Linked DNA regions of Homo sapiens: region 1 is linked to region 2. A link is an interaction called in ENCODE POLR2A ChIA-PET data of the cell type or tissue named here. Cell type or tissue: OCI-LY7. All regions are shown on one strand. Links, peaks and the distances in the headings refer to the core of each region. The heading gives the core; the rest is flanking DNA. Region 1 has its middle 140 kb from the start of SCAF11. Region 2 has its middle 32 kb from the start of SLC38A1.

Region 1 (9,069 bases), core at 2,987-6,986, 170 kb before region 2:
TTTTTTCTTGATTTTGTCTCTGAGTGACACATTGAAAGTTAATTTCAGGGCAGAGTCAAGTTTTACACTTCAATTTACAATGTACAAAAAACTTAATTGACAAATAATGTTGACTGAACTGGAATATTGAGGAGTTATCTTAGTGATTCAGACTCAAGTTAATCTTTCACCAGAAATGTCAAAACAAAACAAAATACGAACCACGGGGTCATGTGTACTGACTCTTGAGATGCTAGGATTCTGGTGCACTCCTTGGAGCTCAAACACACAAAACTGAAAAGAAATAGAAAGAATCCCTACTTGATTATTAATTCAAGTAGTATTTATAGAGTACCTACGATGTGGTAGGGATGGCATACAACACTAGAAATACATTGCCGAATATAAAATATCAGATCCCTGACCTCCTCAGTTTACAGTGTTCACTGTGCGTAACATTGGACTGACAGAAGCACTAGCTTACCTTAGTATGGAAGTGCTTGTGTTCTCTTGTTCCTTTTTTTTTTAATGGAATGAGTCAGCTGTTCGGTCCTCCACTGAAGCCTGAAGTTAAACTTTCTAATCTTTAAATTTGTATGGTTATTTACACATATCCATTGATTTTCTTCTTCAATTACACCAATTTTCACGATGATTATCCCCCAGAAAGTTAAGAATCTTGTAGGTGCCAATCACTACGTTTAAAATAAGTTGAGCTAAACACGTATTCTGAGGTTTTCAACAGTTTTATTTTAAAAAATTGTTTAATGTGTCCTGAGCTGCTCTTTAATGCAGCCGTCAGTAGATGGCAGCACATTACTCTTTGCTCACTCTTCATGGGTTCAGGGGAAAGGAGAGAAGAGAGAGCGAGAGAGAGCGAGCGAGAGAGCGAGAGAGCGAGAGAGAGAGAGAGAGAGAGAGAGAGAGGAGAGGAGAGAGAGGAGAGGAGAGGAGGGGAGGGGAGGGGAGGGGAGAAGAGGGGAGGGGAGGAGAGGAGAAAGAGGGAGAGAGAGAGAGGCTTTTCAACACACCCTGTTTTGGAAAGACAGCTCTAACTAGATTACAGAGGAACAGTTTCCATATCTAATCCTCACTATCTCAAAGATGTTGCTTTAATTCTACACACTATTTTGTATTTGTAGTGCCTTTATTTTAAATTCCATACACATTATCTCATCGTCAATATGCCATTATATGTACCATATTAGCTTTATTTAGATTTTCAGTAATATAGGTCGAATGTAGCTTTTTGTGATTAAACAGCCCCATTAAAAGACGAAAACTCTGAGTAATGTGAACTCATTTTGGAAAGCTGTCTCTGAGCCGATATTGAACATTAGGGATCAGAGGACTAGGGAGAAATTGTCTTTGTTATGTCAGCTTTCAGTATTACCGCACCTCCTCAGAATGAAGCAGAAATAAAAATCACTACTCTATTATTCAGCCATTTTGACCTTGTACCTTTCCAAGGATTTTTATCCATGCCAGTGTTTTGAGAGAAAGGGGAAATGTTTGCACTTTAGACAAACTCAGAATAATTCTGAAGGCATGTGAACCGCTTAGCTTTCAACACAAAAAGGCTTCTAAGCTTCCGAAAATGTGCAAAAACAAGTAATCAGTTCAATCCAACAAATACTTATTGTTCATTTCTTTAATTATGCAACAAACATTTTTTGACTGTTGTTCTTTAAAAGGTATTATGCTGGGTGCTGTAGAAATACCAAATGAGCATGACATACTTCCTGCCCTCAGGTAATTGTTCTAAGGCAGAGAGAGTAAGGCATATATACAAACAAATATAAGGCGTATGTTCAATAAACACTTGTTACATGATTGAATGGCCATAAGACAGCTGTAAAAATGTGCTATGGGATTTCAAAGAGGGAAATCATGTATACAGGTTAGAAAAAGGTACATGGAAGACATGGTCCTGACATGGCTTTAGAAGAAAGATATAATTGAGGGGTCAGGGAGAATGAGGGCACTCTAGGTGATTGGAACACCAGGAACACAAAAAGGAACTGTCCTTATGAAAGGGCAGTTAGTCCAGTTTGGCAGGAGGCTAGATCAGGCATCAGCCTCCCACTTAAAGAATCAACAAGACACACCACGGGACATAACCTCTTGGCAGCACATTTACCAAAGCAGAAGTTAAGGCACAGAATTCTACAACCAGAACTTTAACCAGACCCTCCAGGGTGGACTTCGACATTCAGAGCCCAGTCCCTTGTGTGGTACAGGCAAGCTCCTTGTTTTTTCTTAGCAACCAATAGATAACAATTTTTATTTATTTAGAACAATGACTTTTTAAAAAGGCAAATATTTATTATTTAAAAATTCAAGCAATTCTGAAAAATATGAATTTTAAAAATAGTCTAAATTTCACCACGTAGGAAATAATTTCAGACCTCTTTCTTGCATATATACAGATGGAGGGCTGGCTGGCTAAGAATAATTTTGCAAAAATGAGACCATACTGTTCATGCTAATTTTACATTAAAGTATTAAATTTAATTATACTTGAATTTTCAAAGAAGAAAAAGAAACCATGATTAAAAATGAGGAGTTATGGAAACTTACGTAAATGTTTCTTAATTTTAGTTGTTTAAAAAATGTGTAATATATTCACATAGGACAAATTTCAAAAGCTATATGTTGGTGAAAAGCCAGTGAAAATTCTCCATCCCATTCTGTCTTCCAACTACCCGCTTTCCTTTCCCAGAGTTATCAGCGATACCAGTTTCTTGTCCAACTTTCCAATGATTTCAGTCTTTAAAAAATTTCTTTACAGCAGAGATATTAGTTCTCAAGATTAAAAGACAAAAGATTATAAAAAAGTCTTTAAAAATTGAAGCCATTATTTTTTAATAAATTTTACTGTTTTATTATAATAGTAGTATCTAATGCTGGATATAATGCTAAGAACTTCACATAGGTTATTTCATCTGATACCCAAACATCATCATCCTCATCTTACCAGTAAGGGAACAAGGAAGGTTAAATAATTTGTCTAAAGCTCAAAATGAGAATTAGCAGAGCCATGATTCAAGCTCCAGAGGTCTAATTCCTGAACTACTCACTACACACACTGTTTTCTTTGAATACTGAGTATAATCCCAGTGCTTTTACCCTATCATGTCCATTCATTCCTTGTGTAGCTTGATATAATCTCTTGTAGTTTTTCCCTAGAAGGGCTATATCTGCTAAGGCCTTTTATGCTTCAGCATGTGTGCTTATTGCTTTTATCCTCAAACAAGACTGTGTAGATAATATTTTTAAAGACAGGGTTTTGCTCTCGTCCTGGCTGGAGTGCTATGGCGTGATCATAGCTCACCGCAGCCTTGAACTCCTGGGCTCAGCGATTCTCACACCTCAGTGTTCCAAGCAGCTGGGACCACAGGCATGCACCACCATGCCTGGCTAATTTTTTGCAGAGATGAGGTCTTGCTGGTCTCAGACTTCTGGCCTCAAGAAATCCTTCTGCCTCATCCTCCCAAAGAGCTGGGATTACACGTGTGAACCACTGCACCCAGCCTGTCGGGGTATTCTTTCTTTTTTTTTTTTTTTTAATACTTTAAGTTCTGGGATACATGTGCAGAACGTGCAGCTTTGTTACATAGGTATACATGTGCCATGGTGGTTTGCTGTACCCATCAACTGTCGTCTAGGTTTTAAGCCCTGCATGTATTAGGTATTTGTCCTAATGCTCTCCCTCCCCTTGCCCCCAACCTCCCGCCTGACAGGCCCTGGTGTGTGATGTTCCCCTCCCTGTGTCCATGTGTTCTCATTGTTCTCCCACTTATGAGTGAGAACATGCGGTGTTTGGTTTTCTGTTCCTGTGTTAGTTTGCTGAGAATGATGGTTTTCAGCTTCATCCATGTCCCTGCAAAGGACATGAACTCATTCTTTTTTATGGCTGCATAGTGTGTATGTGCCACATTTTCTTTATCCAGCCTATCATTGATGGGCATTTGGGTTGGTTCCAAGTCTTTGCTATTGTGAATAGTACTTCAATAAACATACATGTGCAAGTGTCTTTATAGTAGAATGATTTATAATCCTTTGGGTATATACCTGTCTGGGTATTCTTCAGTCACACTTTCTTTTACTCAGAATTCTGTAGACACAGCTCCATTATCTTCTGGCACTGACTGTTGTAGAGAAGTCTAAGCTAGCCTAATTTTTTTCTCCCATGTAGGTGACTTGTTTTTCTACCTCCATTCTTCTACCTCTTATAGATCATTAACCTAATGCCATTCTTATAACACCAAAGGTCATTAACCTAACCAAGCTGTTATCTGTTTTAATTACTCCACATCAGTTTTTCCTGAAAGATTTGTTTTATTTTTATTTTATATACTTTTCTTTCAACTCCGAAGTGCTTAGTTCATTAATATGTGGGAAACTTTTTTTAAAAAATATTTTTCTCTGTTTCATTTTTTTGGTTCTCTACTTCAGAGACATCAATTATCCCTGGGTGAAATCATCTTTATCTCTCTTTCACATCGATTCCTCTCTACTTGTAAAAATTTTTTCTCTTTTTTTCTTAATTTGCAATAACAATATCAAATCTTCCCTCTCTGTCACTGCTGCAATTCCATTTTCAGCCTATTTTATTCTTGCTCTGCCCAATTTATTAGTTCTCTCATGGTGTTGTTTTGGTCCTCAATTTGTAGTCTCAGCTCAGCTGTTTCCCATTTTACCTCTTGTTTTATCATTTTGCTTTTGAGAGCTTATTACGTTTTTCTATACTGTGAAATGCTGGCAGGAGTTTTTTCTAACTGTGGAGTTATATTTTCTTCCAGACTGGGCCCTTTATTTGTCTTTTATATGCTTGTTCTTATCTGTTCTCCGCTTTTGTTTTTTGCTAGAATATATTTGTGTAATCATTGTATCATTTATTTTCCTCTTGCTCATGCTTAACAGGGGAAGTGTTTACCAAGACCTTCTACTTAATTTGAGATATTATGAATAAATTCTTCTTTATCTTCTTCCTATACTATTTAGTATATGTTCTTGTCCCCTCCAAGTTACACATGAGGACCAGATAGAAATAGACATCAGCTGGAGCTATGACCAGGCTTGAGGGAAGATCATTGTATACCTATTGAATCACACACACACACACGCACATTGCAATGTTATACATTAATTCCCAGAGATGGTAAAAATCTACACTTATATTTAAAAAGAGAAACACTGTCCTGACTATAACCTGCACAGCTGCTTGAGCAAACACAGAGATGTTCCTTCCATTATTACACAGGAGGCAGAATAATCTGGTAGTAGAAAGCACAGCCCCCTAGGTTCAAATCCTAGCTTTGCCACTTACAATCTGTAGCCAAGAACAAGGTACTTCTATTTTTTAAGCCTTGGCTTCCTAATATATAAATTAGGGATGATAATAGGACCTACCCTTAGGGCTATTTTTGCTTTTACTTTTTGAGACAGAGTCTTGCTATGTTGTCCAGGCTGGAGTGCAGTGGTGTGATCTTGGCTCACTGCAACCTCTGGGTTCAAGCAATTCTCCTGCCTCAGCCTCCTGAGTAGCTGGGACTACAGGCACGCACCACCATGCCCAGCTAATTTTTGTATTTTTAGTAGAGACGGGGGCCAGGGCTATTATGAATAACAAATGAATTTGAACATAGGAAGTCTTTGGCACAGTGCCTGGCATACAGTAACTACTCAATAAATGTCAGCTATTATTATTATTAAAAAGAGTAGCAGTTTTCTTTTGTTCATCCTCCTGCTTTCAGGCTTTGATGGGAACCTTCATGAGTGATGGAGACTGAAGAGTCATCTACTTTTTGATAGTATGTCTTGGCTAAACAAGAACTGCAAGGAGGTCTAAAAGTAAATGCATGGGTCACTCATACATTGCTGGTGAAAATGTTAATGGTACACTCTGGAAAATAAATTGGCAGTTTCTTAAAAAACTAAGCATGAAACTACCATTCAATCTAGCAACTGCACTTTTAGGCATTTATCTCAGAGAAATGAAAATAAAAAATATGTACACAATTATTCATAGCAGCTTTATTCATAATAGCAAAAAACTGGAATGAGCTCAGATGTCCTTCAACAGAAGACCAGTTAAAAAAATTGCTGTACATACATATTGTAGAATACTACTCAGCAATAATAAGGATCAAGCTATGGATACATGCAGCAATTTGGATTAATCTCTGGGGAATTATGCAGATGAAATAAAAAATCAATTCTAAAGGTTACATGTCGTGTGATCCACTTATATAATATAACATAATATATATTATATAAGGCAAATTTATGAATGGACAACAGATTAGTGATTGCCAGATCTTAGAGATGGGGGAGAGAATAAGGGAGATGGATGTGGCTATGAAAAAACAACATGAGAGGTCGTTGTAGTGTTGTCACATTATCTTGACTGTGGTGGTGGATACACAGACCTACACAGTTGATAAAATCACATTGAACTTAATACACACAAACATAAAAACACAAATGCAAATGAATAAAAGTAAAAATGTAAGACTTGGGAAATCAGAATAAGATAGGCGGGTTGTATCAATGTCAATATACTGCTTAGGATAGTTTACTATAGTTTCTAAAATATTACCATTGGTGAAAACTGGACAAAATGTACAGGGATCTCTTTGTATTATTTCTACAACTATGTGTGAATCTACAATTGTCTCAGTAAAAGTGTCAATTGAAAAATGAAGATTAAAAAATACTGCCTTATCCCTTCCCTCTTCTCCCCCAAAGTAAATTTCTTTCTCTCCTTTTGGGGTCTCAACAAATTTTTAGGCAAAGAATTTTTCTGTAATCTCTGTGGAGGAAGGGGGAACATGTGAGAATATATTGTATTCTTTGGTCCTAACAACTTCCCAATCCGGTGGTGTGGATGGGGGTGCTGTCAAGGGGTGTTCTTTCAGCTTAAGGAGTATAGAATGGGAGCAGGAAAAGAGTCTCTAAAGGTTCTTGAGCCAAGGATGATGTGAGGTGTTTGGAGCTGTGTCACAGAAAGAATAACCCTGGTGGCACTGTGTTTAGTAGAGTAGAGGAGATTGAGTCAGTGTATTAGTCTGTTCTCACACTGTTAATAAAGACACACCAGAGACTGGGTAATTTATAAAGAAAAAGAGGTTTAATGGACTCACAGTTTCACATGGCTGGGGAGGTCTCACAATCATGGCGTAAAGCAAAGGAGGAGCAAAGGCATGTTTGGAATATCCCCTTTGCAAAGCACTTATATTATTTGGGATTCTGACACATCTCCTTTTTGACATCAGTTTATCTACTTCAAGTTGATTCAGATACATGAAGACTGGGGAGTAAAGGGATGGATAAGAGACTGTGAATTTTAGTGGTAGAGGAGGGGCTTAGGAAATGACCAAAATATATTGAGCTGCCCCTGGAGGCAGGTATGACGGGCTGCATTAATAGGGCTTAGGGCCATCCAAGAAACCACTTGAGGACACTAGAGGGTGTGAAAGTTGCAGACACCAGGATAAAGTCACTTTTGTCAGAACCAAACAAGTTCAAGTCAGGAAAGCATGAAGGAGGAGGGCCTGTGTTTGTGTGTCAGAGATCAAACTGTATTAAGCACTTTCTAAAATAATTCCGTGAGAAATTCCTTCTCATCTCTCACACATCTCATGCTTTTCATGATCTACATTTTGTACATATGCATGTATTTCTATGACCAGGTTTATCACTAGACATTGTTTAGAACTGCAGCAGTTCAGATAAGATGCTCTTAAAAGAACACTTTGCCCAGTATCGGCATCCCCTCCAGTGAACTGATGCCAAGTCTGGCTTTGAGCCTCTGGAACCAATGAGCTCTCTTTCCAAGATGCTTAAACTTCTTTTTGCCAATAAAAGCTTCCCTTATCCCCACCTCTTCGAAAGCATCTGTGGCTTTCTATAGCTGTGCATTCTGGACTACGACCCTCTTTGCTTACACCCCAATAAACTCATTAAATTAGAATATATTTTTATCTGATGTTTTTTAGGCTGACAAGGACTAGGGGAGACCTTGGGAAATAACATGTACAGTCTTATACATTCTTTGCATATATTATTTCCTTAAACCTTATAACAACCTTCTGTGAACCAAGTGCTGTTATTACCATTTTAAAGAGAAGAAGGCTGAGGCTTAAATAACTTAAGCCATTTGTCCAGGAGCACATAGTTTGCAAGTTGCAGAGCCAGGATGTGATTGGAGAGCTTCTGAACCCCAATTCAGGACTTCCCCACTGTGCCACACTACCTTCTTGGATTAAAGGCCACTTTGTCTGAGCCCCCAATCTAAAACAGTCCACTTATTTTTCTCTCTTGTACTGTCTATACTTTCTTGTTTCAGGACTAAGTAGGATTTGTAGTAACAGATTTATTTGTGTGATACTTTTTTAAAGATGGTTTCTCTACCAGGCTGTAAGTGCCACATAAAAGGGCAGGGACCATGTCGTTCTGTTTATTTCTGTATTCTCAGAGTCTTGCACATACCTGACATGTAGTAGGTGCTTAATAAATACTTGAATAAATGCTTAGGGGAAAAAAGTTTATTTGACTTTTACTAAACCATCTTTGTCATTAGAAAATTTTAGTTATGCTAGATAAAGTTTTAATCCAGAAATCCACTTTAATAATTTTAAATCCACTTTAATAATTTTAAAAAGTCTTAAAACTTGTTGGTATGATTCAGGGTTTTTTCTTTAGAGAAAAAAAGAATGTTTATAATTGGCACTCCACTGAGTTTTTGTAATCTCTTTGTCAAAGAGAGTTGACATTGTTCCACTCATTTGTGTAATTGGCACCTTTCTCTCTCTCTCTCTCTCAAGATACTTTATTAATAAAGTAAATAAATACTGGTGGCTCCGCATATAAAGTTGAAAATGTCATTTCATTAGTGGAGGGTCAGAGGTAGAGAATATAAATGACGGTTATTGTCCTTTGCTGTGCATTAGGTGCTTTCTGTATCTTATCTGGTTTATTCTTTTCAACAATTATGAGAGATAACCATAACTTTTCCCATTTTACAGATGAGAGGACTGATGACCAAAATATTAACTAATTTGCTAAGGGCATTGGATAACAGAA
Region 2 (9,069 bases), core at 1,752-5,751:
CCAGACATCTAGTCAGTCTCTGTGACTTCTGTTCCACAAGAAACTTTCACATTTTTAGGTGGAGAAAAGGAGAAATGGGCCAGAGGGCACACTAAAAAGAGGAAGGAGGGTGGGGTGCGGTGGCTCACACGTGTAATCCCAGCATTTTGAGGCTGAGGCAGGTGGATCACTTGAGGTCAGGTGTTCCAAACCAGCCTGGTCAACGTGGCAAAACCCTGTCTCTAATAAAAATACAAAAATTAGCCGGGTATGTTGGCAGGCACCTGTAATCTCAGCTACTCAGAAGGCTGAGGCATGAGAATAGGTTGAACCCGGGAGGCGGAGGTTGCAGTGAGCCGATTAGGCCACTGTGCTCCAGCCTGGGCAACAGAGCGAGACTCTGTCTAAAAAAAAAAAAGAAGGAGAAAGAGATTTACTTATGGGGTTGAACCTCTCAAGAAGCTTGCAAAGTCCCTGAAAAGACTAGACTTACCAGTGGCAACGCAGGTGTCAGCTGAATAAGTGGCCAGATCTTGAAACCATCATAGAAAGACAGCAATCCAAGCTGGGATGCTGGAATTTTCTTCATAATATATTCCTCCATATGATAATTTCCTATAATCACTTCCTGATAAATAGTCTTTCAGCTCCTTGGACTGGAAATAAACAGTTATTTCATGAGATGACACATACTCCAGATATTTGAGGTAGCTTCTCATGTATTCTCTCTGCAATGCCCTTCCCCTCTCCTTCCCTGCCAATCTGTCTTTTTTCCGTCTTCCTCAGCCTAAGTACCTCTAGTCTCCTCAACTATTTTCTATATGTGTGTGGACGATGTGTCCCATGCTTTAAATTTTCAAATATATGATCTGTGCTCACTTTGGCTATTCTATTGTCAGATCATTGGTCCCAGATTTTGTTTGAAGATGTTTCTCTGGACCATCACCTTACTTCCAAAAATCTCTAATTCTAACTCCTGATCTTGTTCTTTTCCTCCCGCTTCATCCCATTACAACTTCCTAAATTCTTTGCACGTTTACCTATAAAAAGTTCTGACGTCTAGAGGCCTTTAAACATTATTCTAAAGCGCTAGTGGACATGGAATGCAGGAGTGACCAGAAAGTGCTAGGAGACAGTGCAGATAATAAATCCTATGTGACGGAGAGGTGCATGAGAGGCGTGCAGAATTTGGATCTAAAGTTAATATAAAAGATGAAAAGTACATCCAGTCAAATTTATTCCTGAAATCCCTTAAAACTTTGGGTCTTTCTATTCCTTGACAAATATTTGTCATTTGTAGGTTACTTTTGCTTTTTATCTCTTTATTAGTTAGTGTTTTTCTATGGTTCTCGATTAGAGTTTTTCCATTTTTTCCTTGAGAATGTCTCCTCAACCCTTGCTACTCAAGAATCAACAGCATCAGCATCATCATCACCTGAGACTTTATCAGATATGCAGAACATCAGGCTCCACTCTAGGCCTGCAGAATCAGAATCTGCATTTTGAGCAGTTCCCTAAGCGATTTTAACCAGTTCCCTAAGTGATTTTAGCCAGTTCCCTAAGTGATTTTAGCCAGTTCCCTAAGTGATTGCTTTGCACACTGAAGTCTGAGAAGCTTTAAACCATCACTGCCAGCTTGGCCACCTCAGCCATCTAAACTATGCTTCTCTGTCAGTGGCTGGAAAAATCTTAAAATCACAATGTCTTGTTCCAAAATTTCACCAACATATACCAATCATTTTATCTTTGACCACATGCATTGATTCTTTTTAAAAAGGTATCCATAGTTAAATTAGGGACCTTCAATGTGAGTGAAGTACTCCAAGAAGTACAAGAACAGAGTATTTCACTGCACTTCTAGAAGAAGGTGAAGATTTAAATCTTTTCTTATGATAGAAAATGGTAATAAGGAAAGGAAGGAGCATGAGCAAAATAAAAAGGAACCTCAGGACTGGAGCTGAGAAGGCAGAGAGATAGATTTGGAATGGCTACGTTGTGTTGCAGTGAGAATGAGTTAACAGACACTAACCCAATATCTGTGATTGGAAAACTGAAGTAAGGTGTGTGAGAGTGGTGTGTGCAGTTAATAGAATATCTTAGGGACATTTGAGCAAAGAAATCATGTGACTAAAATGGATGTTGCAGTTTTTTAATGAAATTGTAAAAGATGGATTGTAATTTTTTTCAAGTCTGTTTTCCCATCTGTAAAACGGAGCATAATATCTAGTGGACAGAATGTTGTAAGGAATAAAAATAAAACATGTATTGAGCTTAGGCACACAGGAGGCAAACAGCTGGCAACAGAGGTCACTATAGTTATTCTTGTGTGTGAGTTGAGAGCCTAAAAGCAGAGAAAACATTGAGGGAGCTCCTCCAGTAGTAAGAACAATAGCAATATTGGTCAAGTGCTCACTGTGCTGGGCACTATTTTAATAGTGCATTACAGAAAGTAACACGTACTCCTCACAACAGTCCTATGAAGTAGGTACCATCATCCCCATCTGTCAAATTGGAGGCTAAGGGACAGAGAGGATAAATTATTTGCATAAGTTGCCACAGACAGAATTCAAAAGCTCAGCATGACTTCAAACCCCACATTCTCTATCACCATGTTATTCCACTGCAAGTGTTCCAATGAAGACAAGGAGGAGATGAGTGGTGGGAGAAGTAGAAAAAAAAATGGAAGAACAAAAACTCATCAGTGAGAAGGAGATGACAATGTGTGAGCAAACAGCTCTGGATGAATAGAAAGAGTCAAAAATAACTGAGCTGATAAGTAGGGCCAGGAGGAGAATGGCACTATCACCAGAGGTGGAGGTTTGTTTTGTGTTTGGCTTAATGTCCTTGAAATGTTTAAGATTTGATCAAAATCTCTTTTGTTCATTTTGGAGCTATAAAGCTTATTTTGAAAAATAGGATTGCTTTTGCTTTGTGAACAAAGAACACTTAGCACCCATCATTCACCTGAAGCTTGTGTGTCCAGTGATTAGTTCTGTACATAGGTAAGCATTTCTTTCAAGTAGCACATATTTAAAGAGCATAAGTGCCTTTTTTTCACACCCCATTTAATTTACACTGGTTTTACCTTCCTGCACAGATGGCCTGCTTTTCCTTTTCCTGTGCTTAATTCTCACTGAAGCCAGAGAGTGTTAAATGCCCATGAGGATACAGTGGAGTTAAGGAATACAGGAAGAGGAGTCAGATGGTGCTAATATTACAACAAAACTGTAGGGGGAATGGTTTCTAAAGTTATGATATTATGCATAACACATTAAAAATGTAATTTTGCAGCTTAGTTAATAAAATGGGAAGATCCAAGTAATGTTAACTGAAAATAAATTAGGAAACTGGTATATGCAGTATGATTCTCAAATGGCAGAATTTAAAAGTGCATGTAAATGTATGTTTTTGAAAAATACATATAATCACATAGTTTTTAAAGGTCAGGATTCTTAAAAATATGTATATTATTAGAGGCTATTTCTGGGTGAAAGCACTTACGGTGATTTTATGTTCTTTAAACTCATTTTCATTTTTGCATTTTTCTACATGAGGCATTAATTTTATAATCAGAAGAAAATTATACTTTTAAAAAAGAGGAGTGGCATTTAGAGTTTGTTTTCCCTGTTAGGTGTTTTAAGTCTGAATTAAAGCTACTGTTTTGGCCAGGCGTGGTGGCTCACTCCTGTAATGCCAGCACTTCGGGAGGCCAAGGCAGGTGGATCACGAGGTCAGGAGATCGAGACCATCCTAACATGGTGAAACCCCATCTCTACTAAAAATACAAAAAATTAGCTGGGCATGGTGGCAAGCACCTGTAGTCTCAGCTACTCAGGAGGCTGAGGCAGAGAATCGCTTGAACCCTGGAGGCAGAGGTGGAAGTGAGCCAAGATCGCACCATTGCACTCCAGCCTTGGCAACAAGAGTGAAACTCTGTCTCAAAAAAAAAAAAAGCTGCAGTTTCTGCTGAGATTTTACCCAGTGGGGGCAATATTTGTCCCCCAAATTTCTGCAGTTGCATTTATGTTTGTGAGAGCCTTAAGTGCGGGGAAGAAGTCAGGTGCCGCCTCTTTCACCAGCTGTTAGTTGTTTAACAACAGTAAGTAGAAGTGTTCTTCCTATTAAGTGGGAAAGGGAAGCCGGCCTGCAGGGACAGGCAGAAGTGGGGGGTGATAAAGAGGAATCTTCAAAAGGGCCTTCCTCTTCAGCATTTTTCAGTGATGATTATTTGAGAGATTTGAACAGCTGCATCCTGCAGCTGTGTTTCCAGCTGTGCTAAGTGGGGTTGAGCAAAGCACCCCAGTGGCTTTTTTCTGGGACATGTAGACTAGCCAGTAAATACAGTAAATATGGTAGAGCTGGGACTTCATTGAGCCTTGAGGGAATTAGCTTTCTGGACAACTTTCAGAAAGTTGAAGTTCTAACTTTCAGGCATTGGAAAGATCAAGTGAGCCAATGTACATAAAATAAAAACCTACACAGCACTATATTGATGAGTTTCTGTGAGATTATCAATATTTCTCCCCTTAAGCTCTAAAGCTTCAATGCTTAATCACCATTACTTTCACATATGTTGTGGAAAACATTTTTAATTGCTTAGCATATTTTTAAAATGTGAAAACATTACAATGACCATGATGAATGTTTTAGAGCAAGGAAAGAATGATTCATCATTTGAGAACCCAAAAATTTTCATTTTGGCCTTAAAATATTTAAGCTTATAAGAATAAACTATATTACAAAAAAATTTTGAAAAAATTAGCATCCCATTACCCTAAAACAACTGTCATCAATCCTGTGTATTCATTTCCAAGATTTTTTCTAAAGGCAACATCTGTCAAGTTTAAATTGTAGTGGATATAATAATTTTGTAATCTAATTCCTTTTTGCTTTTCCGTTTAGTATCATATTAGATAGGAGACAGTTTAGGATAGTGGTTAAACTCCCAGGCTCTGGAGTCAGCTATGAGCTTCTATAAGGAGTTCTCTTTTCATCAAGTGGAAAAGGAGACTAGCTAGATAGGAAGAGGGAAGCGAGCATGAAGGAAGAACCTTTAAGGGAGCCTTAAATAGGCTGGGAGCGGTGGCTTATGCCTGTAATCCTGTAATCCCAGCACTTTGGAAGGCTGAGGAGGGAGGATCACACGGTCAGGAGCTCAAGATCAGCCTGGCCAACATGGTGAGACCCCGTCTCTACTAAAAAAACACAAAAATTAGCCAGGCATGGTGGCATGCACCTGTAATCCCAGCTACTCAGGAGGCTGAGGCAGGAGAATTGCTTGAACCCGGGAGGCAGAGGTTGCAGTGAGCCAAGATTATGCCACTGCACTCTAGCCTGGGCGACAGAGCAAGACTCTGTCTCAAAAACAAACAAACAAACAAAAAAAAAACAGCAACAACAAAACGAGAGAGCCTTAAACCCTGCTTCCTAGGGTTATTGTGAGACAGAAAGGAAGTAATATCCATACATATCTAATATACAGCTTGGAACATAGTAAGCATTTAATAAATGGTAGCTATTGTACCATGCATATATTGTAACATAGACTTTATGTAAATTATTTTAATATCAACATAGAATTCCATTGGATAAAGGTAGTATAATATCTTTAATCTATTATTGGCTTTTAATTCTCTTTCTTTCTTTCTTTCTTTTTTTTTGAGACAGAGTCTCGCTCTGTCGCCCAGGCTGGAGTGCAGTGGCGCAATCTTGGCTCACTGCAAGCTCCGCCTCCCGGGTTCACGCCATTCTCCTGCCTCAGCCTCCTGAGTAGCTGGGACTACAGGCGCCCACCACCACGCCCAGCTAATTTTTTTGTATTTTTAGTAGAGACGGGGTTTCACCGTGTTAGGCAGGATGGTCTCGATCTCCTGACCTCGTGATCTGCCCGCCTCGGCCTCCCAAAGTGCTGGGATTACAGGCTTAAGCCACTGCACCCAGCCAATTTTCTTATAATTTTTAACATTATAAATAATGCAGGACATATCTGTCCCCACATTTTAGATGATCTTTTGAGACCACATATAGGTTAACAGAATTACTACGTCAGCAAACATTTTTTAGAATTTTTGATACATTTTACTATATTGCTTTCCAAATACGTTCCAATATCATCATCAATATTTGAAAGCAACAGTTTTACTGTACCATTGCCAGGATTGAATATGAAAGTTAATTTGTGTGTGTGCATGTGTGCATGCATGTACACACATGCCTGTGTTTGTGTATGCTTACTAATTTGGTGGGAAGCTAATGATGATGTAAGATTATTTTTTGCTAAGCCAGAGCAAAGTCTCTGATAGGCTGGCCTGTGGAACTAGGAAGTACTGCCCCCTAGAGGTCATCTGCATGATCCTGGCTGACTGACTTCCTAACTGTGTTAGAAAGTTCCAGAAATTTAACTCCCTTGGAATGTTGTCGCTAGATGTTCAGTTTTATCTCTCAACTTACAGTGATCCGGAAACTCAGGGTAAATGAACTAAATAGAATACAGCTCGCAAATGGGGCTTACGATGTGTAGAAAGTTTTAATGTAAAAGAGAGAACCTCCCCCCAAAACAAAAATCATTAAACTTCAGGAAGAGGCAATTGAGCCTTTAAGGAAAAATCATCTTAGTATAAAGATATATATTGCACAGAGTGGTTCAGGCTTAACTGCAGAGTCTGGGCTGCTGGAAAGAGTTGGTGTTCTGCGGGTTTAGAAAGAGAAGATGGTGATTAAGGAGTAGAGGAAGGAGAAGAACTGTATCATGTGTGGCACATCTCTGCTGTGGTTACCTTTCTCTGAAATGGCTGGTCTCCAACTAGGAAAAGCAGATGTCTCTAACCAGCTGCAAAGTGAGAAAAGATCTAGAGTGAATAGGACAGGCAGGGGTCTGTGGGTAGTAGAGCAGTAGCCCTCGGTGGAGCAGGGATGGCTCCAACAGCAGACACTGAGGCAGGGAGAGCATTGCTCTAGGCACCACTAAGTATATGTGAGGCAGTGGGCCTGCTCATTAAAGCTTACTTTCCTCCTTCTGAATTGCTACTTCTGATCTACTATAGGCTTGGATACCAGATACTTAATCTTGTCAGAATTGTGTGTAAAATAACAATAAAAGTTCCCTGAAAGGAGGATTCTGGGAAAATGGCAGAATAGGAAGCACCAGAAGTGTGTCTCCCCACCTACACAACAATCACAATGGCAGAATCTGGCTAATGTAACTATTTTGGAACTCCGGAGTATCTTCAATGCTTGCAACTTCCAGGGAAAGGCTCAGAAAGTAAATTACAGTTTCTTTTGGTCCATTTCAGTTCTTGGCACAGTAACAACTACCTCAACCCTCTGGCAGGCAGCTGTACACATGTTCCTGGAGCAGATTGCACACAGCTTGAGGGAGCTAGAGAGGGCAAAAAGGACCCTGTCCTAATGTTTGGGACCTGTTTGCTGATCGCTGCTTCTGATTACAGAGATATAAACAAAGGGGCAGGAAGCCCCTATTGTTGCACCTCTCTCTATTATTCGAAGTCCCTCTTTCTCTGGCTGAAGTGATTTTCAGAGCATTTAAATGGCTGGCACATTTTTTCCCCTTCATTTTGTCTTTTTCCTCTTTGGGGACAATACATTAAAAACTAGAACGTCCAAAAGCGACTACATATACAGAGAAATTAGAAAGTCGTAGTGCCTGCCCAGGGAAAGGCAGAGGCTCAGAAAAGGACTGAGAGGACTTTAGGTTTATGCCTCAGGCTGATCCTCAGCACAGAGATAGCCTACAATAATCAATAGACAAACAAAAACAAAAACCAAAACCCTGGAGAAGGGGGAGAATCTGATATCCAGAGTTACTACATTATTCAAATGTCCACTTTTCAACAAAAAAATCACCAGGTGTACAAAGAAACAAGAAAGAAAGACTCATTCAAAAGAAAAAAATAAACAATAAACCAAGAGAAACTGTTCCTGAAAAACACCTAATTCTGAATGGACCAAAAACTTTAAACAACCATCTTAAAAATGCTCAAATATTTAAAGGAAGACATAAGGAAAGTCAAGAAAACAATGTATGCAAAAATGGAAATATCAGTAAAGAGACAGAAAACCTAAAGAGAAACCACAAAAAAATTCTGGAGCTTGTAACCTTGAATATAGGACAAAAGAAATTATCTACTCTGAGGAACAGAAGTAAAACAAATTGAAGAAAAGTGAACATAATGTAAGGGACCCATAGAACGCCATCAAATGGACTGATCCATGCACTGTGGGAGTCCAAGAAGAAAAATGATAAAAAACAGAAAGAATATTTGAAGAAATAGTGGCCAAAGCATTCTAAATTTAATGAGAGACATGATTATAAACATCCAAAAGCTCAATGAACTTTGAATAAGATAAACTCAAAGACACTGATATGGTTTCAATCTGTGTCCCCACCCAAATCTCATGTTCAGTTGTAATCCCCAATGTTGGAGGTGAGGCCTGGTGGGAGGTGATTGGAGCATGGGATCAGATTTCTCATGAATTGTTTAGCATCACCCCCTTGGTGCTGTTCTCCTGATAGTGAGTGAGTTTTCGTGAGATCTTGTTGTTTAAAAGCATGTCACACCTCCCCACTCACTCTCTCTCTTGCTGCTCTGTGCTTGCATCCCCTTCACCTTCCACAATGATTGTAAGTTTCCTGAGGTCTCCCCAGAAGCCAAGCAAATGCCAGCATAATGATTCCTGTACAGCCTGCTGAAGTCTAAACTTCTTTTCTTAATAAATTACTCAGTCTCAGGTATTTCTTTATAGCAATGCAAGAATGGACTAATACAGACACCCACACCAACACATACTGTAATTAAACAGTTGAAATACAAATATAAAAAGAGAACGTTGAAAGCAGTGAGAGAGAAGTAACTAATCACATACAAAAGATTCTCCATAAAAATATTAGCAGATTTCTTATCAGAAACTTTGGAAGCCAGAAGGGAGTGGACTGATATATTCAAAGCGCTAAACAGAAAAAAACCTGTCAATGAAAAATCCTATACCTGTCAAAATTATCCTTCAGAAGTGAGGGAGAAATTAAGACATTCACAGATAAATAAAGCTGAGGGACTTTGCTCCCACTAGACC

The links. Peaks named below come from ENCODE experiments on the same cell type or tissue, not always from the same donor. Only the 100,000 strongest peaks of a DNase experiment are listed, where the experiment ranks them.
Region 1: POLR2A ChIA-PET joins it to region 2 with 6 read pairs; 6 of 35 experiments call an interaction of 5 or more read pairs at or near these places.

The regions. Positions count from the first base shown.
Region 1 is chr12:46,124,510-46,133,578 of GRCh38, forward strand. No RefSeq gene overlaps it. Among named protein-coding and RNA genes, the nearest start is that of SCAF11, 140 kb to the left of the region's middle. In OCI-LY7, for the core only: no CTCF peak of the experiment used is centred there; no DNase peak of the experiment used is centred there.
Region 2 is chr12:46,296,938-46,306,006 of GRCh38, forward strand. No RefSeq gene overlaps it. Among named protein-coding and RNA genes, the nearest start is that of SLC38A1, 32 kb to the left of the region's middle. In OCI-LY7, for the core only: no CTCF peak of the experiment used is centred there; a DNase peak (open chromatin) is centred at 4,204.